Regions from separate parts of the Homo sapiens genome. Here region 1 is linked to region 2. A link is an interaction called in ENCODE POLR2A ChIA-PET data of the cell type or tissue named here. Cell type or tissue: PC-9. All regions are shown on one strand. Links, peaks and the distances in the headings refer to the core of each region. The heading gives the core; the rest is flanking DNA. Region 1 holds the start of DIPK1B (divergent protein kinase domain 1B). Region 2 overlaps LOC105376325 (a long non-coding RNA gene).

Region 1 (10,692 bases), core at 7,586-10,085, 76 kb after region 2:
CACGTGCTGCCCTGCACCTTGATTTTGATACTGCAGTGGGTTAAATGGTGCCCCCCAAAAGATAAGTCCCCCTGGAATGTGTAAATGTAACTTTCTGTGGAAATGGGGTCTTTACAGCTGTAATTAGGTTAAAGACCTCGAGTGAGATCAATTTTGCCTTTTTTTTTTTTTTTTTTTTTTTGAGATGGAGTCTCACTCTGTCACCCAGGCTGGAGTAAAATGGCGCGATCTCGGCTCTCTGCAACCTCCGTCTCCCCGGTTCCCGCGATTCTCCTGCCTCGGCCTCCCGAGTAGCTGGGATTATAGGCGCCCACCACCACACCCAGCTAATATTTGTATTTTTAGTAGAGATGGGTTTTCACCATGTTGGCCAGGCTGGTCTCAAACTCTTGACCTCAGGTGATCTGCCCGCCTCGGCCTCCCAAAGTGCTGGGATTACAGGTGTGAGCCACTGCACCTGTATAGTTCAAGATAGTTTTACAAGATGGAAAAGTTCTGGAGCCAGATGGCAGTGAGGGCTGTACAACAATGTGAACATACCTAATGTCACTGACTGTGTGCTTAAAAATGATTTAGAGGGCCGGGCGCGGTGGCTCACGCCTGTAACCCCAGCACTCTGGGAGGCCAAGGCGGGTGGATCACCTGAGGTCAGGAGTTCGAGACCAGCCTGGCCAACAAGGTGAAATCCCATCTCTACTAAAACTACAAAAAATTAGCTGGGCCTGGTGGCAGATGCCTGTAATCCCAGCTACTCGGGAGGCTGAGGCAGGAGAATTGCTTGAACCAGGGAGGCGGAGGTTGCGGTGAGCCGAGATCACACCACAGCACTCCAATCTGGGCGACAAGAGCGAGACTCTGTCTCAAAAGAAAGAAAGAGAGAAAGAAAAGATGTGTCTCTGCGAGCAGAAGGTCTTGCCGCTCTGACAGTCACAGATGTGTAGGTCTCCTGACCGCAGCTGCACTCCCACCGAGGGCAGAAACTAGGAAGTCCTTGGAGCTTTGGTTCCCTTGACAGATGGGGGTGGAGCCCCCAGTGTTATTAAGGAGGCATGGCCCAGCTGCTCCTGCACCTTTCCAGCCAACTCTAGATCTGTCCTGGGGGCACAGTGAAAGGTCTCTGAAGTCTGTGGCATGTCCTGCTGCTCTAAGGGGGGCTCTGGCCCATTTCAGGAGGTTTTGCTGACAGACAAACTCACAGGAAGCCACAGTTGAGACACGGGGTTTGCAGTCCTGGTGAAGGGAAAGTGACTGTCCTAGTCAGCTTTGACAAAACACCACAAGCCAGGTGGCTTACAAACAATGGAAATGCATTTCTCACAGTGATGGAGGCCAGAAAGTCCAATATCGAGGTGCAGGCAGATTCCGTGTCTGGTGAGCGCCCGCCTCCTGATAGACGTCACGTGGTGAATGCAGTCAGGGGTCTCCTGGCAGCCGGGGTGGGGGTCTCTTCTTTTTTTTTTTTGAGATGGAGTTTCGCTCTTGTTGCCCAGGTTGGAGTGTAATGGCGCAATCTTGGCTCACTGCAACCTCCGCCTCCCGGGTTCAAGTGACTCTCCTGCCCCAGCCTCCCGAGTAGCTGGGATTACAGGTGCCCGCCACCACCCCAGGCTGATTTTTGTATTTTTAGTAGAGACGGGGTTTCACCATGTTGGCCAGGCCGATCTCGAACTCCTGACCTCAGGTGATTCACCTGCCTCGGCCTCCCAAAGTGCTGGGATTACAGGCTTGAGGCCCCGTGCCCGGCCAGGGGTCTCCTTTATAAAGGCCCTGATCTCATTCATGAGAACTCCACCCTTATGACCTTGTCACCTCCCAAAGGCACCACCTCCCAAAACCATCTATATTAGTCCATTCTCACATGGGTACAAAGAAATACCTGAGACTGGGTAATTTAGAAAGAAAAGAGGTTGAATTGGCCCACAGTTCCTCAGACTGTACAGAAAGCATAGCGGCTTCTGCTTTTGGGGAGGCCTCAGGAAACATCATCGTGGCAGAAGGTGAAGGGGACACAGGTGTGTCCTACGTGGCTGGAGCAGGAGGAAGAGGCACCACTGAATTTTATTTATTTATATTTATCTATTTATTTATTTTGAGATGAGTTTTGCTCTTGTCACCCAGGCTGGAGTGCAGTGACACGATCTTGACTCACTGCAACCCCTGCTTCCCAGGTTCAAGCGATTCTTCTGCCTCAGCCTCCCGAGTAGCTGGGACTACATGCACCTGCCACCATGCGTGGCTAATTTCTGTATTTTTGGTAGAGAAGGACTTTCACCATGGTGGCCAGGCTGGTCTGGAACTCCTGACCTCAGGTGATCTGCCCGCCTCGGCCTCCCAAAAGGCTGGGATTACAGGCGTGAGCCACCATGCCCTGCCCGGCTAGATTAAAGTTGTTTAAAGCAAAATAAGGAGCAGTCATTGCCTGAGGCCGTCTCTGTACTGGGAGTTCCCACTAACCAACAACAACTTTATTCAGTAGTTTGTTAACAGATAGCCAGGTTTCAACCAATCAATCACGGGCAGCCAACCAATCAGACCACACCCAAATAAGGCAAAGGTCTTGAGTTATTTCTTTTCTTTTTTTTTTCTTTTTCTTTTTTTTTTTTTTTTTTGAGACAGAGTCATGCTCTGTTGCTCAGGCTGGAGTGCAGTGGTGTGATCTCGGCTCACTGCAACCTCCGCCTCCTGGGTTCAAGCGATTCTCCTGCCTCAGCCTCCCGATTAGCTGGGATTACAGGTGCACACCACCATGCCCAGCTAATTTTTGTATTTTTAGTAAAGACGGGGTTTCACCATGTTGGCCAGGCTGGTCTTGAACTCCTGACCTCATGTGATCTGCCTGCCTCGGCCTCCCAAACTGCTGGGATTACAGGTGTGAGCCACGGTGCCTAGCCTGGCCTTGAGTTATTTCCGTACTTCACTTCCACATTCAGCCTGTAAAAGCCTGCTGCTCACACTGCTAAGACAGAGCTCCCAGAGCCTCTTCCACCTTTGAGTGCTGCCTGATTCATGCCTCCTTTAATGCTCAAATCAACTCTGTTACATCTATTTTGTCTAAAGTAGGAAGAATCCTCAAATAAGATTGCCACTGGGACACCAAGCTCGAGTTGGCCAAATGGTGCAAACTCCACAGATCCAGCTGAAAACAACATGGCAATGGCTACTAAGCCATGGGGCTCCCAAAACTGAAGTAGATGGGTCAGCTGTGAGAAGCTCACTGCCTGGTACGGAGCATTGGATGGATTGAAAATCATGGAACAGTCCCTGGCTGAGTCATGAGCCGTTGCCACGCTGCCTGAAAATAAACGCAGAACCTTGTTCATGGACTTCCTCCTTCCACCTCTCACCCCCCTCCACTTACGTTAGGAAGAAAGATGATTAGAGGTTCCCAGGCCGTGGGCACCATCCAAGTGTGCTGGAGAACTTGGAGGAGAAGAAGAACTCAAACTTTATGGCTCTGTCGGATATGAGTAGCCCACATCACTCTCCTGTTTGGACCAGTGGAAGGAAAAGTTCTCTGGATTCCGCTCACCGGATTTGTGCACGGTTTGAAATGGGGAGTGAAGGCTGATGTGATCTTGTGGGTGTGGCATTTTGGGCCAATTCGATGCCCTGTTTTTGATGCTTCTATGTGTGTGTTGCCGCGTAGGAGCTGTGTTTCATCCCCATACTTCCATCCTGTACGTGCCAGAGGGGACTCTCCCTATTGGCAAGCACTGAATGCAGAGAAGGGCCAGTGGGATGTGTGAATCTCTCTGCAACCCGCTTTCAGGGCGGGTACAGAATCCCAGAAGCGGTACAGAATCCCAGAGGGAAAAAGGCGCATCAGAGGTTTGATTGAGGGATTAAGGGCAGTAGGGGGACTAAGAGATGAAATATGGGGCTGGGCGTGGTGGCTCACGCCTGTAATCCCAGCACTTTGAGAGACTGAGGCCGGTAGATCACTTGACACCAGGAGTTAGAGACCAGCCTGGTCAACATGGTGAAACCCCGTCTCTACTAAAAATACAAAAAAATTAGCCAGGTGTGGTGGCGGGCACCTATAGTCCCAGCTATTCGGGAGGCTGAGGCATAAGAATCCCTTGAACCCATCACTTGAACCCGGGAGGTGGAGGTTGCAGTGAGCCGAGATCGTGCCACTGCACTCCAGCCTGGACAACAGGGTGAGAGTCTGCCTCAAAAAAATAAAGGCTGGTCGTGGTGGCTCAAGCTTCTAATCCCAGCACTTTGGGAAGCCGAGGCGGGTGAATCATCTGAGGTCAGGAGTTCAAGACCAGCCTGGCCAACATGGAGAAACCCAGTCTCTACTAAAACTACAAAAATTAGCTGGGCATAGTGGCGGGCCCCTATAGTTCCAGCTACTCGCGAGGCTGAGGCAGGAGAATCATGTGAACCCAGGAGGCAGAGGCTGCAGTGAGCCGAGATCACGCCACTGCACTCCAGCCTGGGTGACAATCACTGGGTGACACTCCGTGTCAAAAAAAAAAAAAAGAGATGAAATATGGCAACACAACATCCCTGAGTGGCCAGTGGAGCAGGTAAGAGCTGCTGGTGGCTGACAGTGGATTACCACCAACAGAAGTCAGCCATTGCTCCCAGAGCCCTAGCTGTCCTACACACTGTGACCATACCGAGCCCATCACGTGGGCTCCGGGTACTTGGTACACTGTCTTGGATCCTGCCAATGCCTTTTTGCCACACCACTGGCAGGGGAGGAGCAAGACCAGCTTGCATTCACATGGCCAGGTCTCCAATACACTTAGGTGTGTTCCCCGTACACGCCCCGCCACTGGCCACCTGTGGGCAGGTTAGGACTTCTGATGTCCACAGGTGCCATGATACAGATGATGTCCTGCAGGTTGGCAGCTCAGAAGCCTTGGGTCTCTAGAACTAGACAACTAGACGGGGGTACTCTCATACCTCCCTGTCCACAGAGGCAGGCAAAACATCAACAGCGTCCAGTGGCTGCCTCACCAGGTGGAGTTTCTTGGGATGAGGTAGGTGGAGGTGGGTCCACAGCACTCACTGCCTCAGCCAGTCAAGGAAAACCTGTTGTCTCTTTGCTCCCTCATCTCACCCAAAAGGACAACCCAGCACTTGATTGGACTGTGTGGGTGTTGGAGACAGGATGTGCTTCATTTGGGCATTCGACTTGGCTTCTTAAATTAGTGAATCCAGGTCGGGCGAGGTGGCTCACGCCGGTAATCCCAGAACTTTGGGAGGCCGAGGGGGGTGGACCACCTGAGGTCAGGAATTTGAGACCAGCCTGGCCAACATAGCAAAACCCTGTCTCTACTAAAAATATAAAAATTAGCCAGACGTGGTGGTGTGTGCCCGTAATCCCAGCTACTCGGGAGGCCGAGGCAGGAGAATCGCTTGCACCTGGGAGGTGGAGGTTGCAGTGAGCCGAGATCACACCACTACATTCCAGCCTGGGCAACAGAGTAAGACTTGGTATCAAAAAAATAATAATATAAATAAAATAAATTAGTGAACCCACAAATCAGCCTGCTTACGTCAGGGCCTGAACCAACAGGCTATTCCAGCTGCCGCCCCGTGAGCCACAGGCCACTCTCTCTCCCGCTGGGGCCTCACAGCCCTGTGATCCCTTTGAACGACAAGTCCCTGTGGCTGACGATCCCGTTATCTGGAAACTCCAGAGAAAGAAAACAGCCTCTGCCCAGATGTGCCCCTTGGGGTGGTGGATTCACTGACTCTCTGACACGACTACTAGGTTCACCCCTTGTTTTCAAAAAGCAAAATTAGCTTACAACGAGCTCTTGTCCCAGTGAACCACCTGACCACGGAGGCCTTGTGACTGGAGCCTGACAGTCCCATTCGGAGGGTTTTCAACTCAGACACAACCACCACAAGGAAGGAGGGCCCTAGAGCTTCTCTTTGCAAACAGAAGACTCTGTATTCAACAGCAGCGGGCGGGTCCCCGGTGATATGTCAGCTTCTCATCGGAAGTGGCAGCTCTCCCTTTGGGGGAAACTTGACGCGCCGCACTCCACCGTCTGAGGGAAAGCTCGTGGCTCTCCAGGGCCCTCGATCCACCAGGGCCCCCTAAACGGCTGCTCACCTGGTGTGCTCACCGGCTTGCTGTCAATAAATACGTGGGTAAATCTCTGTTCGAGGCTCTCAGCTCTGAAGGCTGTGAGACCCGATTTCCTATTTCACACCTCTATATTTCTCTGTGTGTGTCTTTAATTCCTCTAACGCCGCTCGGATAGGGTCTCCCTGACTGAGCTGGTCTCAGCACGTCTCTACTAAAAATACAAAAAAAGGCCAGGCGTGGTGGCTCACGCCTGTAATCCCAGCACTTTGGGAGGCCGAAGCGGGCGGATCACGAGGTCAGGAGATCGAGACCATCCTGGCTAACACAGTGAAACTCCGTCTCTACTAAAAATACAAAAAATTAGCTGGGCGCCGTGGCAGGCGCCTGTAGTCCCAGCTACTCGGGAGGCTGAGGCAGGAGAAAGGCGTGAACCCAGGAGGCGGAGCTTGCAGTGAGCTGAGATTGCCCCACTGCACTCCAACCTGGGCAACGGAGCGAGACTCTATCTCAAAAAAAAGGTCTGGGTGTGAGTAGGGGATGCCTGGGGAAGAGACGCAGTTATAGCAGTTGGAATGGGACATGCCAGTTTTGCAGCAGGGCAGGGAGAGCAATGGGCCCCCTGCTTGGGGAGGAAACTCCCAGGCCTCAGGACGAATGGGAAGGAAAGACAGGGCAGGAAGGTCCTCCACTTTCAGAATTGTCCCCGGAGCCTGCCCCGAAGGTGTGTGTGATCCTGTGTCTCTGCGTCTGTGTCTGTGCAGTGGACCTTTCGTTTACCTGTCGTTTGCCCTGGCCAGGGTTTGAGCTCAGGGCCTCAGGCCACGAAAGGCCCTAGAAACAGCAAGGCACGGCCCAGTTCCCGCCCCCACACCTGAGATACCAGTCAGCACCTCCCGGGTCCTCTGCCCCATTCATGTTCCAGGCAGGTGGATGTCACCCATTGGTGGCGTAGAAACAAGGGCCCCAAAACGAGAACTAGACCCATTCAAACTGAACTGGAACCCGGCCAGTGCCCATTCCATGAACACTTGATGGGCTAGTGGCCACGGACAGTGTGCAGGTTCTGGGCCAGGCCTGCAGATGCAAAGGAGAACGTGGTCACTGGTCCCTGCCTGGAGGGAGCACCGCGTCCCGCGGGCCCTGCTGGGAAATGCCTTTTTGGAAGATCTCGGGGACAGGGTCACCCAGGGCCGGCTATGCGCTCACCAGGCACTCCTCCCAGGGCGGGCCATCTCCCTCCTGGCAGCCTGGGAGTGGCACTGAGGCTGCGCTCATCCTTCTCATGGCCCACACCTTCCCCAGATCCTGACCCACGGATCACGCTCTCCTGCGCCCCTCCCCCAGGAAGCCCTCCTCGGGAGACCCTCCAGAACTTTCTTGGCCGCGGTCTTGGCCTGGCTCACATTGACGGAAGGTGTGGGCTCCTGCACCCTCCAGCTGAGCTCCCTGCAGGCCGGACCGACCACCACTGCCCTGCACCCACTCCCCCTGGCCCTGGGACAGCCCTCCTGCAGGAGGAGGACAGGCCATGCAGGGAAGCACATGCTCTCCCAGCTGTAAACATGGCAAGGCCTCCCTCCAGGCCGGGAGAAGCCTACGTGTTGGCCTCTTGGTGCTTGTGCTCTGTGTCCCACCCTCTCGTACTGCTCTTCCCTTTCTTGGGCTCCGGGACCCTCGCTGGCAGAGAGACAGTGCTTGGATCGAGGGAGAGAGGAAAGGTCACTTGGGGACATGGCAGTCCCTCTTCCCAGCCTGGGCTACGGCTACCTTGGGGGTCACTGAGACTGGGAGGGTCTGCCTGCTACTTTCTCCCACTGGCCCCTCTCCCCTTCCTCACGTTGCCTCCAGCCCTGTCCATCCAGGTCGCTGGCCTAGGCCACTGCCACACCCCCAGGCCCACCCCTCCTTTCTATACCTGGCATAGAACCCTGACCCCATTGCCCCCTGGCCTTGTCCCTCTCTGTTTAACTCCCTGCCATGCAATTCTGTGGGGAGGGGCTCATCCTTTCAACAGATGATGCCAGAAGGATTGGATGTCCATGTGCAAAAAATGCTAACAAAACCCCCAAGCCCCAAACTGAAAACCCTCTGATCCACACCCTGCACAATACACAAAAGTTAACTGGAATTGGGTCATTGACTTAAATATGAAGCCGAATACTATACAACTTCTAGAAGAAAGCACAGAAAACCTTTGTGACCTTCGGTTAGGCAAAAATTTCTTAGAGATGACACACTCAGAGCACGATCCGGGCTGGTGGCAGTGGCTCACTCACGCCCAGAATCCCAGAGCTTTGGGAAGCCAAGGTGGGAGGATCGCTTGAGCCCAAAAGTTCAAGACCAGCCTGGGCAACATGGCAAAACCCCATCTCTACAAAACATTAAAAAATTAGCCTGGTGTGGCCAGGCACGGTGGCTCATGCCTGTAATGCCAGCACTTTGGGAGGCCAAGCCAGGCGGATCATGAGGTCAGGAGTGATCCTGGCCAACATAGTGAAACCCCGTCTCTACTAAAAATACAAAAATTAGCCGGGCATGGTGGCTTGCACCTATAGTTCCAGCTACTTGGGAGGCTGAGGCAGGAGAATCTCTTGAACCTGGGTGGCGGAGGTTGCAGTGAGCTGAGATCGCGCCACTGAACTCCAGCCTGGGCTACAAGAGTGAAACTCCGTCAAAAAAAAAAAAAAAAAAAAGGAAAAGAAAAGAAAGAAACTGTTAAGAGAATGAAAAGAAAGCCACAGACTGGGAGAAAAATCTTTGCAAATCACATGTGTAATAATGGGCAGATATCCAGAAGATATAAAGAAGTCTCGGACCAGGCATGGTGACTCACGCCTGTAATCCCAGCACTTTAGGAGGCTGAGGCAGGTGGATCACTTGAGGCCAGGAGTTTGAGACCACTCCGGCCTGGGCAACATAGCAAGACTCCCTCTCAAAAAAAAAAAAAAAAAAAAGTCTTGGCTGGGCACCAGGTGACTCATGCCTGTAATCCCAGCACTTTGGGAGGCCAAGGCAGGATGATCCCTTGAGCCCAGGAGTTCGAGACCAGCCTGGGCAAAACACTGAGACCCAGTCTCATTCTAGATATTAAAAATTAAAACCAAAATGTAAATAAGTCTCAAAACTTAATAATAAAGAAACAACGTGATTTTTATTAATGGTCAAAAACTTGAATAGACTTTGGAGAAGATACACAGGTGGTAACTGAACACGCAGAAAGTGTGTTAAACACGCGAACCACAGCCCCAGCGAGACGCCACCACCAGGGAAATGGCTAAAATGTAAAAACCTGCCGATAGCAAGAGCCGCCCGGGATGCGGAGCAGCTGGAAGCGCCGGCGGCCGCGGGGAGGGAGCGAGTCTTGGCAGCTGCTGGCTGCGCCCCACATCCCTCACCGTCCAACTCAGCCCCCCCAGGTGTTTACCGAAGTGCAATGAAAGCTTCTGTTCACACGGAACCTGCCTATGGAGGCGGCAACGGCTCATCCCCGAGCACCCCACGCGGAGGCGAAGGAAGTGTCCTCCCGGCGAGTGGCCAAGGCGCGGGGTCTCAGCCAGGAGGGAAGGGTCGGACCCCGGGGCGGGCTGCAGGCTCGGCCAGCCCAGGGCTCCGCGCGTCTGACCCCATCCTGAGGACCCAGGGGAAGGACCAGCCCTGGCTCTGCGGCCTCGAACCGGGGGCGCGCGTGGGGAGCCCTGAACCCCGCAGCCTGCGTAGCGCACGGGGCCTCTCTCCAGCGTGGGAAGAGCCCCCGAGACGCCCAGGAGCCCGACAGGCGCGCCCCCGGCCCCGGCTCCGCCTCCCGGCCCATCCCGCGCGCCCCCAGCCCCTCCCGCAGCACCGTTGCATGAGGGGCGGGGTCTGCGGGTGGGCGGGGCCTCGGTGCCCGCCCCCTCCTCAGCCGAGCCGGGGGTCGAAGGCGGGCCGCGCGCCAAGCCCCGCCCCCGCGCGCCTCCGCCGCGACCCTCCCCCGCGCGCCCCCGCCGCGCCGCCGTCGGCCGACAGAAAGGCGCGCGCCCTCGCCTTTAACGCGGGCCCGGGGGCGCGCGGCCCGCATGGCGAGGGAGCGGCGGCCGCTGCGGGCCGGGCCGGGCCGGGGCTGAGGCCGAGCGAGCCGCGGGGCCCGCGCAGCCCCGGCCGGAGCCCACCATGCGGCGGCTGCGGCGCCTGGCGCACCTGGTGCTCTTCTGCCCCTTCTCCAAGCGCCTGCAGGTAAGCGCGGTGCGCGCCCGCCGCCCCCGGCCGCCTCTGCCTGGGGAGGCCGAGCTCCAGCCCCGGAGTGGGCCGAGTACGGAGCGGGGCCCCGGGTTCGGACACGAAGGGTTCATGAGCCCGGGGTGGGCAGCGGGGAGGGGGCGAGTGGCTCCGGAAGGACGGGACGCTGGGGGAGGGGCGGTGGCGGCGACAGGAGGGTCCGGGCGCGGGGATGCTGCGGCCTGGAGGCCCTCGCCCCGACCTGCAGGCGGTCCCTGCCCCCCAGGCCCAGAAACCACACCGAAGTCCTTTCTTCTTTTCTCCACTTAAAAAATGAGGTGTGTTATTCTGCGGTAGAAAACTTGGGACGCACAGAAACGCCCTGGCAAGGACATGACCTCCCCGCCCCCTGCCCCTTCATCCCATCAGCCAGCCGTAGCGCG
Region 2 (16,414 bases), core at 7,611-10,110:
GGCAGCAACGGCAAAGCAGACAGCAGGTGCATGGTGGCCGAGCTCCAACCATGTCCATCCAAACCCAACCTGGTTGGCCCTTGCTGGAGACAAACCCCAACCCCGTCCGGCAGATGCCCACCTGCAGGGTGGGACTGCGGGGGTGGCAGGGGCTCCTGGGTTGGTGGTGTGCCCCGGGGTGCCGGAGATGCCTCGGACCGGGAAGCCAGAGCCACGACGGGTCGGGGCAGGGGTCGGGGCAGGGCGGGGCAGGGGTGGGGGCAGGGCGGGGGCAGGGGTGGGGGCAGGGCGGGGGCAGGGGTGGGGGCAGGGCGGGGGCACCTGCACTCTCAGCCCTTGCAGCTGCCAGCCTGGGGTCTGGTGCTGGGAATCCCATGCTGGGGGAGAAGAAGCTGTTTATTGGGAGCTGAGCGATCCTCTAATCTCTGCCTTATCGCCGCCTGTTTGCCCAGTGAGAGTGCAAACACAGGGGTGGAGGTCACAGGGCTGTGGGGAGGGGCCCACACTATTTGCCTGACTTCTCCCAGTGGTGTTAAAAATAGCACAGAGCTCTGGGCTCAGAGGGGTCTACGGAGTTCCCGCCTGGCCCCTGGCTCACGGGCACCAGCTGCCAGGTGGAGGCCTGAGGTATTGACACTCCCCGGCTCTGTGTTTGGCTTCTGATAGCGGCCCAGGAGGGCGTGGCTGGAGGGGCCCTTTCTCAAGAAAAGCCCAGAGAAGTGGTGTCCAGCCCCCTGCCCTGCCCACCTCGCCGCCCCCCACACCATCCCAGCCCACACCTGGACTGGGGGCAGGGGGGACCCAGGAAGCCCAGCTGGAGCACGGGGAGGGGCTGGAGGCTGGCTCCCAGCTCCCTGCTGCTGCCAGGACTGGCTGGGGCTGGGGTAGTGAAGCCCCAGGGAGAGGCAGGCCCAGTGCCGAGTCTGAGCCCATCCAGGGAGCCCCGTGCTCTGCCCCTAGAAGGCAGCATTGCCTGGTGGTGGCGGCACCTGAAGGGTTCCATGACCTGGTGCAGCCGCGGAACTGTGGAGCCTGTTTCCCCAGCTGCAAAGACGGGTACTCATGGTTCCTACGTCCTGAGGTGTGGCAGAGATGGATGCAAAGCTCATTGCAATGCAGGCATCAGCACTGCTCCACAGCCTCCAAGCCGAGGCCCTGCCTGTCCTAGCGTGCTTCTCACGGTCATCCCCGCCTGGTGGAGGACACAGGCTGGTGCCGGCTCCTGGCACCCCGAAGAAGATCCTTTTCCTTTCTGAGTTGAATGAGATTTAATCACCCTCATTACCTGGTTTACAGTGCCTCTGGGGTGCTTCAAAGCTCTCCTGGCACCAGCAGCGTGGGGAGCCCTCCCTGCCCCCGGGAGACGGATGTTGGCTGGAAGATCCCCAGGTTCATGGAGCCACGGGGCCACCCCACAGGCTTTGGGCCCAAAGGACCTGGAGAATGGGGCAGGGAGATGATGGGTGGGCTTGGTGCCCTTGAGGCGCCTCGACGGGGCCACCAGACCGGCAGGTGCCATCACTGTATCTGCCCGGCACAGACACAGACTCGCTCCACCCCCAGGGCTGCAAGGCCAGGCAGGGTGGGCCCGGCCAAGGCGGTGATAACACAGTGGCCATCTCGGGGGTGGGCCAGCTCGGGCCAGGGCTGCGGCGCCACATGGATGGGGCCGGGGCATCTTCCTGAGCACCCCTCCACAAAAATAAAAGTAGTAAACAACATCATATTTTATGTCTGTGCTGGCATAAAGACAAATATATTCATATTATGTATTAAAGCATTTTCTTGGCCCTAAAAGTTCAGTTTTTTTCTCCTGATTTTAAAAGAAATTAAAATATTTCTGTGAGGCCCTGCAAGCCTCCCAGGTGCTGGTGTTCGGGCCTAAAGCCGGAGTCGGCCCGCAGGGGATGCCAGAGCTCAGAGATGGGGACCGAGAGAGGGGTTAGAAAAGCGTCTCAGAGCCATCGGGCCGGGAGAGAAGAGGCAGGAAGAAAGGGGGGTCGCAGAGACGGTTGTGGAGGCCAGCTGGTCCCAGCAGCCGTGCCTGTGGCCACAGCGGCCGGAGGTGGCAGCAGCTGGACGAGATCCCGCAACATCCTGGAGGCTGCGGGCGGGGCGCGTGGAAGTTGGGGGCTGCGGGCGGGGCGCGTGGAAGGTGGGGGCTGGGGCTCCGGGGAAAGTACTGCTGCTGGGGTCGGCTACGGTGGGGCCTGGGTCCAGCTTTCTGGGGACTCAGTGAGCAGGGGTGCTGAGGCCCAAGCTGGCTGCCGGGGAGATCAAGTGGCTGGCCCGAGCCCCAGGCCTCAGTTTCCCCACCTGTACAAGGGAGGGTTGGATAAGAGGGTCTCCAGAGAGGTTCCTAAAAGCCAAAGGAAGAAATTGTGGTGCTGGCGGAAAGGGGAGTGTCATCTCGGTCAAGGGGTCTTCACCCAGTATTCCAGAAAGGCGATGGGGTGAGGCAGCTCCCCCCGGCCCCACAATCACTGTGTCTTCCAGCTAGAGCTCAGCCCTCTCTCCCGGGACTCCTCCTGGGGTCTGCCTGCCCAGGGACAGACGCCGGGCCAGCTGCCAGCCGGCCCTCTGTCCCCCTACCTGTGGGCGAGCGCCTCCCCCTGCCTTCTTGCTCCCTCAGGGAAGCTGCCATCAATCAGGCCCCAGCGTTTCCTGTCACTGCGCAGGTTCCCACGGCCTCTGCCCTTGACCCCCAGCCTGGGCATGGCCCGCCCACCCTCCTTGGCCCCCAGCAGCCCCTCAAGGACGCAGGGCAGGCCCCCCGGGCCTGGTGGTAGCAACCCTGCCTCATGGACCTGCCTGTCCTGTGAACACTGGGAGAGCCACTCAGAATCCTGGCTTCGGACACCGCCCTGTGCACCTCGAGGAAGAAGCTGCAGCTGATGGCACAGGTGAGCAAGCGGGAACTCCACAGGCTCCCTGCCCTGGGTTTGCCCCTGGGGCCCTCGGCTCCTCTCCCCAGCAACCTGTGTGTCCGGGATTCCCCCGCCTCTGTCCTGTGTCCAGCTGGGGAGTGGGGCCCCGGGATGGATCGTGGGAACAGCCACGGGGCCACTGAACAAGGCTTGAGAGGGCTGGGCAGGGTGGAGGCGGCTGCACCTGTGCCTGTCTTGCTGGGGGGTCCCTGGAGACTGGGGTCCTCGCCTGGGCCCTGTGCCCACCACTCTGCACTTTGGTTTCCTGGTGGCATCAGGACCCATCACTCTGGGCCAGCCGAGGGCTATCCAGCTAGGACACCCAGGCCTGGTGGCTGCCCAAGGCCCCTGAGCCTGGGCCCGGTCAGGGCTTCCCAGCCCCTTCTCCCTTCTTGGCAAACAAAGGCCCTGCCAGCCATATGCTGCGACTCTGATTTGTTGGGCGGGGGACCTGGGGCATTGGGCACACCTCACCCCACCCACCCTGGCACAGCACAAATGCTTCTTAGCCTGCACAGTTCCTCTCTGCACCCCATAACCTCTCAAACTAAGCTGCTCCCCACAGCTGGGTCACCATCACCCCAGCTGCCCAACCGAGGCGTGTCACAGTGAAGGCCCCAGCCCTGCCTGTTGCAGGGGGGAGGGGAGGGGGGCGACGACACCACCCTGTCCCCAGCTCCACTCCCTCAGGCACCGTCTCCTCCTCACAGCCCCCACTGGTCTCCTTACTGCGGTGCCCAAGACCCATCCTGGACTGGGGTCTGGTGCTGGGAATCTCACACTGGACCCCCAACCTGGCTCCCATGGGCCTGTCCTGCCCAGCCCCAGGCTGCCCCTCAGCAGCTCTCACCCCCTAGACCCCAGACTCCTGTCTCCCCTTCCCCACTCCTCCCAGGCTGGGCTGGGTCCCGCTGTGCCCATGTCTGCCCGCATATCTGTAGGACCACTCGCTGCCTCACCCCTGCACCCCCACCTGCCGGCCACAGCCACTCCCAGCCTGCACCTGCCAGGGCTTCACAAATGACCAAGGGGAAATGAAAACACAACTCTTCTGAGTTCAGCTGTCCAAGGCAGAGGCTGGGCAGTGCCCCCTGCCCACCAGCTCCTGGAGCTGAGCCAGGGGCTCTGGGAGTGGGGGAAGGAGTCAAAGACCCCCGAGCAGAGGAGAGACTGGAGAGGGACTGGTTGGGGTGAATCGGCCTCCAGCGTCTTCCAGCAAAGCGTCTCCTCCCACCCACGCTGGCCTGCGACCATTCCCCAGACACCTGGCGCCACCCACCGGGCCAAGTGGAGGCTGCGTGTGGGAGGGCTGTAGCCCTCAATGCCCTGGGGTGCTCAGATGAGGAGGGGGCTGAGAAGGGGAGGGGCCCTAGATGGGGAGGAACAGAGAAGCCCTGTTAGACGCATGCCTTGAAGAAACTTGGTTTACACACACACACATGCTTCCATGTGCATGCACACACTGGCAGACACACGTACATACACACGCACACATGCTCACACAGATGCCCATGCTTGCACACACCCATCCACGCTCACTAATACACATGCACGCATGCTCACAAACTGATGCCCGCATGCTCACGCACAAGCACACGTGCTCACACACACATACGCATGCATGCTCACACACATATACACGTACATGCATGCTCACACGTGCACACATACACACGCACCCATACTCACACACATACATACATGCCTGCACACACACACGCATGCTCACACAGACTACCGCATGCTCGCACACGCACACATGCACACATGCTCACATACATACACGCATGCATGCTCACACATATACACACGCATGCATGCTCACACACATGCTCGCACACATACATACACACATGCTTACACACACACGCACGCATGCTCACAGACTCCCGCATGCTCACACACGTGCTAACACACGCACGTGCTCACACATACACATGCACAAATGATCACACACACACCTGCATGCATGATCACACATGCACACATATGCACCCATGCTTGCACACATGCTGACACACATACGCACGCAGGCATGGTCACACGCATACACACGCACACATGCTCTCTCACACACACACATACATGCACACACATACATGCTCACACACACGCACACATACACACACACCCATGCTCGCACACACACACGCATGCTCACACACGCACACACGCACCCATGCTCACACACACACCACACAAGCATGCTCCCACACATACACACATACATGCTCTCACACACTCTATCACACATACGACTGTTCCTGGGGCTGTGCTGCCCTCCTGTGGCTGCTGACAACTCCATGTCCAGCCCACTCAGCTGCCGGATCCCCAGGAGGGCCACCATGGATGTCTGGGGCCGAGGAGGCACACAGCCACCCGGGGCCAGGGAGCACCGAGGCCTGGGTAAGGGCAGAAGCCGCCAAGCCCCCGGTTTGCTCCACCCCTCAGTCCCCATCACAGTCTGGGCCAGGACTCAGAGCCCTGGGTTCCCCAACGAACCTGCCCCTCCAGGGAACCCAGGACCCCTTAGGACAGAGCTCCAGACCCCATCAAGGACTAAAGGAAGAAAATTAAGCACAAACAAGGTAGAAGAAATAATGAAAACACGAGTGGACAGAAATGAAGTAAAAAGTGGACAAACAACAGAGAAAATCAAGGAAAGCAAGAGTGAGTGATTCGGAAAGATCCACAGAACCCACAGATTTCCAGCTGGACGAATCAAAGGAAACAAAAAGAAGAAACCACAAATCAGCACTGTCAGAAAGGAGAGGAGGCGCCATCTCACCTCCCACAGACACCGAGAGAGTGAGTGTCAGGAAGGAGAGGAGGTGTTGTCTCACCTCCCACAGACACTGACAGAGTGAACGTGTCAGGAAGGAGAGGAGGCGCCGTCTCACCTCCCACAGACAGCAAGAGAGTGAACGTGTCAGGAAGGAGAGGAGGCGCCATCTCACCTCCCACAGACACCGACAGAGTGAGTGTCAGGAAGGAGAGGAGGTGTTGTCTCACCTCCCACAGACACTGACAGAGTGAACGTGTCAGGAAGGAGAGGAGGCGCCATCTCACCTCCCACAGACAGCAAGAGAGTGAACGTGTCAGGAAGGAGAGGAGGCACCATCTCACCTCCCACAGACACCGACAGAGTGAACGTGTCAGGAAGGAGAGGAGGCGCCGTCTCACCTCCCACAGACACCGAGAGAGTGAACGTTTAGGAACGAGAGAAGGCGCCATCTCACCTCCCACAGACAGCGAGAGAGTGAACGTGTCAGGAAGGAGAGGAGGTGTCGTCTCACCTCCCACAGACGCCGACAGAGTGAAAGTGTCAGGAAGGAGAGGAGGCGCCGTCTCACCTCCCACAGACGCCGACAGAGTGAAAGTGTCAGGAAGGAGAGGAGGCGCCGTCTCACCTCCCACAGACACCGAGAGAGTGAACGTGTCAGGAAGGAGAGGAGGCGCCATCTCACCTCCCACAGACACCGAGAGAGTGAACGTGTCAGGAAGGAGAGGAGGTGTCGTCTCAACTCCCACAGACACCGAGAGAGTGAACGTTTAGGAACGAGAGAAGGCGCCATCTCACCTCCCACAGACAGCGAGAAAGTGAACGTGTCAGGAAGGAGAGGAGGCGTCGTCTCACCTCCCACAGACACCGAGAGAGTGAACGTGTCAGGAAGGACAGGAGGCGCCATCTCACCTCCCACAGACAGCGAGAGAGTGAACGTGTCAGGAAGGAGAGGAGGCACCATCTCACCTCCCACAGACACCGACAGAGTGAACGTGTCAGGAAGGAGAGGAGGCGCTGTCTCACCTCCCACAGACACCGAGAGAGTGAACGTTTAGGAACGAGAGAAGGCGCCATCTCACCTCCCACAGACAGCGAGAGAGTGAACGTGTCAGGAAGGAGAGGAGGCGTCGTCTCACCTCCCACAGACACCGACAGAGTGAAAGTGTCAGGAAGGAGAGGAGGCGCCATCTCACCTCCCACAGACAGCGAGACAGTGAACGTCTCAAGTTTATTAACAGCTTTATGACCACAAATTTCCCAACTTAGATGACATAGAAAAATTCCTTGAAAGACACTAATTGTTGGATCTGGCAGAAGAAGTTTCATCACCAAAATGGCCCTAGATCTAGTAAAGAAATTCCATATACAACTAAAACCTTCCCACAAAGACAATTCCTGGCCCAGATGTCTTCCCTGGTGAATGCAACCAAACATTTAGGGAACAAATAATATCCATTCTACACAGACTCTTCCCAGAAATACAAGTTTCGAGGCCACCATTACCACAAGCTCAAAACCAGAAGAGATATCATGGGAAAAGGAAATTACAGGCCAACTTTCCTCACAGACATGGACACAAAATAGTTTCTAGAACACTTGCCTGAAAAGCAAATAGAGGCCGGGCGTGGTGGCCCACGCCCGTGATCCCAGCACTTTGGGAGGCCAAGGAGGGCGGATTTCTTGAGGTCAGGAGTTTGAGACCATCTTGGTCAGCATGGTGAAAACCCGTCTCTACTAAAAATACAAAAATTAGTCGGGTGGTGGGGTGCACCTGTAATCCCAGCTACTTGGGAGGCTGAGACAAGAGAGTCACTTGAACCTGGGAGGCGGAGGTTGCAGTGATCCGAGATCGTGCCATTGCACTACAGCCCAGGCAATAAAGCGAGACTTCGTCTCAAAAAAAAAAAAAAAAAAGCAAATAGAATAATTTTTTTTAAACACATAGACACAAAAGTTGTAATGAAATAAATGCAAAGTAAATCGAATTGTGCAATATATAAAGAGGATAATACATCAACACCAAGGGGAGTTTATCCCAGGAAGGCAAGGGATCCAGCTTTCTTTTTCCTTTTTTTTTTTTTTTTTGAGATGGATTCTCGCTCTGTCACCCAGGCTGGAGTGCGGTGGCAGGATCTGGGCTCACTGCAAGCTCCGCCTCCCGGGTTCACACCATTCTCCTGCCTCAGCGTCTTGAGTAGCTGGGACTACAGGCACCAACCACCACACCCGGCTAATTTTTTTGTATTTTTAGTAGAAACAGGGTTTCACCGTGTTAGCCAGGATGGTCTCAATCTCCTGACTTTGTGTCCGCCTACCTCGGCCTCCCAAAGTGCTGAGATTACAGGTGTGAGCCACTGTGCCTGGCCCCTTTTTTTTTTTTTTTTTTTTTGAGATGGAATCTTGCTCTGTCACCCAGGCTGGAGTACAGTGGTGCGATTCTGGCTCACTGCAACCCAGCAGCCTCCGCCTCCCAGGTTCAAGTGATTCTCCCGCCTCAGCCTGCCAAGTAGCTGGGATCACAGGTGCGCGCCACCACGCTCGGCTAATTTTTGTATTTTTAGTAGAGACAGGGTTTCACCATATTGGCCAAGCTGGTCTCAAACCCCTGACCTCGTGATCCACCCACCTCAGCCTCCCAAAGTGCTGGGATTACAGGCGTGAGCCACTGTGCCCGGCCAGGATTCAGCTTTCTAAAGTCAATCAGCATAATTTACCATGTCCAGCTAACTAACAGACAGAGAGGGACTCCCTAAAAGAAGAGCTGTTTATTTGGGACTAGCAAGCTGCAAAGGGAATGCTTGGCCTCTGTAAACTACGTGCATATTCCTGTAGGGAAAGGAAGAGGAGGGTTTCTAAGGGAAAATGGGGAGAATCATGTTGTTTTGAAAATTATCCTTGGCTACAAATACCAACAGCTGGGGTGAGGCCAGTCAGAGGTTGGACAGGCGGTGGCTGAGCAGACGTCCTTGGAGAAGCATTGTTTGGGTCTCAAGGCCTTCGTGCAGGGCTGTGGTGCCCATAGTCTTTTTCCTCAGGCACAGGCATGACACATCTCTTCAGGACCTCGCCCAGCTCTGTTTGTCACGGTTTGGTGGTGGTGGTGGTGGTGTTTTATTGGTTATTGAGATGCCGTTTTGCTCTCGTTGCCCAGTCTGGAGTGCAGTGGTGCGATCTCGGCTCACTGCAGCCTCTGCCTCCCGGGTTCAAGCGGTTCTCCTGCCTCAGCCTCCCGAGTAGCTGGAATTACAGGCACATGCCACCACACCAGGCTAATTTTTGTATTTTTAGTAGAGACGGGGTTTCACCGTGTCGGTCAGGCTGGTCTGGAACTCCTGACCTCCGGTGATCCTCCTGCCTCAGCCTCCCAAAGTGCTGGGATTACAGGCATGAGCCACCGTGCCCAGCCTGTTGTTGTTTTAACACCAGTGACCTTATATTTATTCTGACAACTTTCACATTCATGTTAACAGAATAAGAAAAAAATCCATGTAATCCCCTCAGGCAAAATCATGACAAAATGCGTCATCGTTCGTGGTGCAAACTCTCAGCAAACCAGCAATGGAAGGGAGCCAACTACACCGACAAGACCATCTATCCAAACCCATCGCTGAAGCCATGGCTGATGGTGAAACACAGAAGGCCCCGGCCGAGGTGGGGAGCAGGGCCGGGGGCTTCTCTCGCCACCTCCCTCTGCGCCGTGCAGGAAGTCCCGGGGCAATAGGGCAGGAAAAGGAAAGGAAGACATACATGATCCGACATGTAGAAAATCCTTTTAAGGCCGGGTGTCGTGGCTCACGTAATCCCAGCACTTTGGGAGCCCAGGAGTTGGAGACCAGCCTGGGCAACACAGCAAGACCCTGTCTCTATAAAAAAATTTTTGAAAATTAGCTGGGCATGGTGGCACGCACCTATAGTCCCAGCTACTCAGGAGGCTGAGACAGGAGGATTTCTTGAGTCTGAGAGGTTGAGACCAGCCTGGGCAACATGGCGAAATCCTGTCTCTACTAAAAATACAAAAATTAGCCAGGCATGGCGGCACATGCCTGTAATCCCTGTTACTTGGGAGCGGAAGGCTGAGGTGGGAGGATCACATGAACCTGGGAGGTGAAGGCTGCAGTGAGCCGAGATTGTGCCACTGCATTCCAGCCTGGGCAACAGGCTGTCTCAAAAAAAAAAAAGAAAGAAAGAAAGAAAAAAATTGAACCTTAACTTTATTTCACTCTGCACAAAAATGAAATCAAGATGAGTCACATAGACTTAAACATAAAATCCAAGACCTTCTGGAAGAAGACGAGGGACAATCGTCACAATTTGGGGTAGGCAAAGACTTCTTTCAGGTCACAGAAACACCAGACATACAAGAAAAGAAATTGATAGCAAAGTAGATTTTTATCAAAATCAATTTTTTTTTGCTGATCAAAAGATACCATGAAGAAAATGAATAGGCAATCCAGAGACTGGGAAAAATATTCATTGTAGATATCTCTGACAAAAGATTTGCATTCATGGCTGGGTGCAGTGGCTCACAACTGTGATCCCAGGAGCTTCGGAGGCCGAAGTGGGTGGATCAGCTGGGCTCAGGAGTTCAAGACCAGCCTGGCCAACATGGTGAAACCTCGTCTCTACTAAAAATACAAAAATTAGCTTGGTGTGGTAGTGGGCCCTCTAATCCCAGCTACTTGGGAGGCTGAGGCAGGAGAATCGCTTGAACCCAGGAGACGGAGGTTGCAGTAAGCCAAAATCATGCCACTGCACTTCAGCCTCGGCAATAGAGTGAAACCCTGCCTCAAAAAAAAAAAAAAAGATATTACACAAATGGCCAATAAACATAGAAAGGTGGGGGTCAGGTGCGGTGGCTCACACCTGTAATCCCAGCACTTTGGGAGGCTGAGGCAGGCTGATCACCTGAGGTCAGGAGTTCAAGACCAGCCTGGCCAACATGGTAAAACCCTGTCTCTACTGAAAATACAAAAATTAGCTGGATGTGGTGGTGCATACCTGTAATCCCAGCTACTTGGGAGACTGAGGCAGGAGAATCACTTGAACCAGGGAGGCAGAAGTTGCAGTGAGCCAAGATCTTGCCACTGCACTCCAGCCTGGGTGACCGAGTGAGACTCCAACTCAAAACTAAATAAATAAAAAATAAAAATAAAAAAACACAGAAAAGTGCTCAACATCTGTAGAACCAGAGAAATGCAAATTAAAATTACAGTGAGATGCAGCCGGGCGCAGTGGGAGGCCGAAGCAGGCGGATCATGAGGTCAAGAGATCGAGACCATCCTGGCCAACATGGTGAAACCCATCTCTAAAAATACAAAAATTAGCCGGGTGTGGTGGTGCGTGCTTGTAGTCCCAGCTACTAGGGAGGCTGAAGCAGGAGAATCGCTTGAACCCAGGAGGTTCCCAGGTTGAACCCAGCCTGGCAAAAGAGCAAGACTCCATCTCAAAAAAAAAAAAAAAAAGAAAAATTACAGAGAGTTGCCGGTACATACCAGTTCATCAATGGTAGCAAACACATCTCACGAATGTAAGACGTTAAATAATCAGAGAAACTGTGTGCAGGCTGTATGGAACTGTCACGAGACAACATTGCAACAAATTCAACTTAAAAATCTTAATTGGCTTTCATTCACAATTCTGAAATTGGCTTAGAACCAGGACAAATTCAGACCTGGAGCTGCACAACGTTCATGGAAACGGAAGTGATGCGCAGAGGCAGTTTTGGTGGTGGCCGCTGGGCACTTTGCCTTGAAATCAGCGGCCACTGGCAACTGACAGCTGGCAGCTGCGGTGACCTGGACCCAGTCCCTGTGACAAGAGGCCAGCCTTCTGTGGCCTTCAGGCCATGCCAGGCTGCAGTTTGCTGTATGGACTCATGCCCCAGGCCTCCTCGGTGAAAACTTAACAGGACTCTCGGGTTCATTTTGAAACCTTTATGTAAGTCTTAGCCGGGCACGGTGGCTCATGCCTGTAATCCCAGCACTTTGGGAGGCTGAGGCAGGTGGATCATGACGTCAGGAGTTTGAGACTAGCCTGACCAACATGGTGAAACCCCGTCTCTACTAAAAGTACAAAAACTGGAGGCCGGGCACAGTGGCACATGCTTGTAATCCCAGCTACTCGGGAGGCTGAGGCAGGAGAATCACTTGAACCCAGGAGATGGAGGTTGCAGTGAGCTGAGATCGCGCCATTGTACTCCAGCCTGGGCAACAGAGCAAGACTCCATCTCAGGAAAAAAAAAAAGAAGAGAAACCTTTATGTAAGTCTAAATCTATTCTGAAATTAAAAGTTGATGTAAAAATCTTTAAAACGTAGGCTGCAGTCACATGGGGGGAAGCCAGAGGAGGGGGAAGATGAGTGAAGCCCAGCTCTGCTCCTGGGAGCTGAAAGCACAGGTGTCAAAACACCAGCCGGGAGTGCGGCAGTGCAAGGCCTGGCCCTGCCTTCCCCAAGTGCTCAGGACAGAATTTTCCATCTGTTTTATTTTTTAAATTTTTATTGATTGATTCATTCATTCATTTATTGAGATGAAATCTCGCCCTGTCGCCCAGGCTGGAGTGCAATGGCATGATCTCGGCTCACTGCAACCTCCACCTCCCGGGTTCAAGCAATTCTCCTGCCTCAGCCTCCCAAATAGCTGGGATTACAGGGGCCTGCCACCACACCTGGCTAATTTTTTTGTATCTTTAGTAGAGACGGGGTTTCACCATGTTGGCCAGGCTGGTCTCGAACTCCTGACCTCAGGTGATCTGCCCGCCTCAGCCTCCCAAAGCACTGGGATTACAGGTGTGAGCCATCGTGCTGGGCCCATTTATTTATTTATTTATTTGAGACAGAGTCTCGTTCTCTCTCCCAGGCCGGAATGCAGTGGCGCAATCTTGGCTCACTGCAACCTCTGCCTTCTGGGTTCAAGCGATTCTTCTGCCTCAGCCTCCCGAGTAGCTGGGATTACAGGCACCCGCCACCACGCCCAGCTAATTTTTTGTATTTTTAGTAGAGATGGGGTTTCACCATGTTGGCCAGACTGGTCTTGAACTCCTGACCTCAGGTGATCTGCCCACCTCAGCCTCCCAAAGCACTAGGATTACAGGTGTGAGCCACCACACTGGGCTTATTTATTTATTTATTTTATATATATATATATATTTTTTTTTTTTTTTGAGGCGGAGTCTCGCTCTGTCACCCAGGCTGGAGTGCAGTGGCATGATCTTGGCTCACTGCAACCTCCATGTCTGGGTTCAAGCAATTCTCTGCCTCAGACTCTCGAATAGCTAGGATTACAGGTGGCCACCATCACTCCCAGCTAATTTTTTGTATTTTTAGTAGAGACGGGGTTTCACCACGTTGGCCAGGCTGGTCTTGAACTCCTGACCTCAGGTGATCCGCCCGCCTCAGCCTCCCAAAGTGCTGGGATTGCAGGTGTGAGCCACCCGCCTGGGCCATTTATTTATTGTTTGAGGAACTGCTATATTGCTTCCCACAGTGGCTACATCGTTTTACATTCCACAACATCACACAAGGGCTCCCATCTCTCCACACCCTGAACAACACTTGTTACTTTTTTTTTTTGAGATGGAGTTTCGCTCTTGTTGCCCAGGCTGGAGTGCAATGGCGCGATCTCGGTTCACTGCAACCTCCACCTCCCGGGTTTAGGCAATTCTCCTGTCTCAGCCTCCTGAGTAGCTGGGATTACAGGCGCCTGCCACCACACCCAGCTAATTTTTGTATTTTTAGTAGAGATGGGGTTTCATCATATTGGTCAGGCTGGTCTCGAACTCCTGACCTTGTGATCCACCCGCCTTGGCCTCCCAAAGTGCTGGGATTACAGGCGTGAGCCACCGCACCTGGCCACTTTCTTTTTTTGAATAGTAACCATCCTAATGAGCCTGAGGGGACATCGAGCTGTGGTTCTACTTAACTTCTGAACAGAGGGAATACAGCAAAAACGACTGCTTCAATGCCCACCTCTGCTCATTCTCACATCTGTGTCAACTTTGGGATGGTTTTACCTTTTTTTTTTTTTGTCATAGAGACAGGGTCTTACTATGTTGCCCCATCTGGTCTTGAACTCTTGGCCTCAAGTGATCCTCCACCTCGGCTTCCCAAAGTGCTAGGATGACAGGCGTTAGCCACCGCACCCAGCCCTGGGATGGTTTTGATTACATCATTTTTCTCATCATGGGTCCCGTTCTCCTGCTTTTCCCATTGCCTGGCAGGTCCTCTTCCTTTGGACGCCAGTCCTTGTGAATTTCACCTGGCTGGGTGCCGGGGATTTTTGTCTTCCTGGAAATCTTCAGCTTTGTCCTGGACGTGCGGTTAAGTGATCTGGAGGCAGTTTGATCCTTTCTAGTCTTGCTTTTATGGCTTGGTAGGAGGGCTCAGAGCACAGCTCGGGCTCAGGCTGATCGTCCCCCGCCGAGGCAAGCCCTTCCCAAGGGCTTCACCCAAGGCCCCGTGAGTTACGAGATTTCCTGCTTGGCTGATGGGGAGAGACACTGTCCTCAGCCCTGCAGGAGTCGGGCCCTGTTCCCTCTCATCCTTCCGGGTGCCTTTTTACCCACCCTGGGGAGTTTCCTTATGGGGATCCGCAGGGCCATGCTCTTCCAAATACTCCAGGGGTCCCATCCAGGTCTTCAGGGTCCCTCTCTGTGCGACCCTCTCCACTCTGGTACTGTGTCCATGAACTCGAGCCGCCTCGGTCTGTCCAGCCTCGGGGGTCCACTGGGACCTGCGTGGGTTCCGCCTTCCCACCCACAGCCTGGACTGCCTCCCAGGGCAGTGAGCACGGGTGACTAGGGCACGGCTGTTCCCATCACTCAGGGTTACTGTCCTCTAATGCCTGGTGTCCCGTGTCTTGGAAGCCATGTGTCTGCGTTTTGTCTGGTTTTGTTTTGCTTTTTGGCTGTTTCGGGTAGGAGGGTAAGTCTATGACATCCCGCCTCAGCTGGACGGAGAAGCTTTTCCTAGAGTAATGGAAATATTCTCAATGTGGTTTTGGATGGTGGCTCCGCAGGGTCTGCAGTGGACACACTCGCTGACCTCATGCAATCCGGCGACTCTGCTGCAGATGCTGGGACTCGTGGGCCCCCACCGTCGGGGGAGCCGGTCCCCATAAACTCTGCCGTCGCGGGGGCCGGTCCCCGTAAACTCCACCGTCGCGGGAGCCAGTGTCTGTAAACTCCACCATCGCGGGGGCCGGTCCCCGTAAACTCCACCGTCGCGGGGGCCGGTGTCCGTAAACTCCACAGTGCACTCACAGTGCACGCCCAGAGAGCAGCAGCAAGGGGGCTCAGCAGGTGATAATTTTCTGGAGAAAAGAAAGAAGTGGCCTGGTTGGTTCCCCATGCCTAAGATTGGGCCTCCCGGCCCCTCAGCCTGGTGCCCTTGAGCATCTGTCCCTGCCTGACCTGGGGCTGTCACTCACCCACCAGCTCCTCCCTGTCTGCTGTGCCGCACAAGCCTACCCCACACACCAGACAAGACCTCCTCTTTTCCCCCACGTTTTCCATGAATGTTTGCACACAAAGGCTCAGTTCAGGGCCTATTAACTAAAAATTTTTAATGTTTATATTTTTATTTTTATTTTTTTGTTGAGAAAAGGTCTCACTCTGTCACCCAGGCTGGAGTGCAGTGGCACAAACACAGCTCCCTGCAGCCTCCTCCCGAGCTCAAGTGATTCTCCCACCTCAGCCTCCCAAGTAGCTGGGACTACAGGCAGCACATTGGCCAATGTTTCAATGTTTTTGTGGAGATGGGGTCTTGCTGTGTTGCCCAGGCTGGTCTCAAACTCCTGGGCTCAAGCGAGTCTCCCCCCTCAGCCTCCCAAAGTGCTGGGATTACAGGCATGAGCCACCACACCTGGCTGTGTTTTTTTAAATTTTAAAAGCAATGTGTGCACTTAGTTTAAAAGTTTCCCCAAGACATAGAGAAAATAGCAACTCCAACTCCAGAAGTGATCACTTAAAATTCCTTTTTTTTTTTTTTTTTTGAGACAGAGTCTCGCTCCCTTGCCCAGGCTGGAGTGCAGTGGCGCCATCCCGGCTTACTGCAAGCTCCGCCCCCCAGGTTCACGCCATTCTCCTGCCTCAGCCCCCCAAGCAGCCGGGACCACAGGCACCCGCCACCAAGTCCGGCTAATTTGTTTTATTTTTTAGTAAAGATGGGGTTTCACCGTGTTAGCCAGGATGGTCTCCATCTCCTGACCTTGTGATCCACCCGCCTCGGCTCCCCAAAGTGCTGGGATTACAGGCGTGAGCCACCGCGCCTGGCCCACTTAAAATTCTTTTAGCCAACTTAGCTCTTCTAGCCGGCATTACTCCCTATTTTGAAATAATATGCTCATCATGCAGGTCCTTGAAGCTTCCTGTTGACTTCCTACCAGAAGATGAGGATCTCACTTTCCCGTCTCTCCTGGCCAGTGCATGCCCTTCTCCCCTCCCACCTTCAAACAGACGACGGATCCTGAATTCTTCACACGGATAGTCAGCACTTGCATTAATATAACTCTGTAATTGTTCACTCTTGAGCCAAGTACTATATGATAAATGCATTTCCTTTTTATAACTTTTTGTTTTTCCTGGAATTCAAAGTTGCTTCCTTTTTCACTTGCTTAGTTAGAATATTGGTTAAGTTACTGAGGCAAAGAACCAAAACAACAGGAATCTAAACATGATAGAGTTGGTTTCTCCCTCACATGAAAGTC

Evidence for each region. Peaks named below come from ENCODE experiments on the same cell type or tissue, not always from the same donor. Only the 100,000 strongest peaks of a DNase experiment are listed, where the experiment ranks them.
Region 1: POLR2A ChIA-PET joins it to region 2 with 6 read pairs; 8 of 35 experiments call an interaction of 5 or more read pairs at or near these places.

What each region holds. Positions count from the first base shown.
Region 1 is chr9:136,702,462-136,713,153 of GRCh38, forward strand. DIPK1B (divergent protein kinase domain 1B) reads left to right here and starts at 10,111. Exons shown (of 5, transcript NM_152421.4): 1 at 10,111-10,267. The coding sequence starts at 10,205. In PC-9, for the core only: no CTCF peak of the experiment used is centred there; no DNase peak of the experiment used is centred there.
Region 2 is chr9:136,626,383-136,642,796 of GRCh38, forward strand. It overlaps LOC105376325 (a long non-coding RNA gene), which reads right to left. Exons shown (of 3, transcript XR_930446.4): 3 at 13,505-15,019. Among named protein-coding and RNA genes, the nearest start is that of LINC01451, 17 kb to the left of the region's middle. RefSeq lists enhancers at 3,321-3,852, 4,083-4,202, 4,385-4,916, 4,917-5,448. In PC-9, for the core only: no CTCF peak of the experiment used is centred there; no DNase peak of the experiment used is centred there.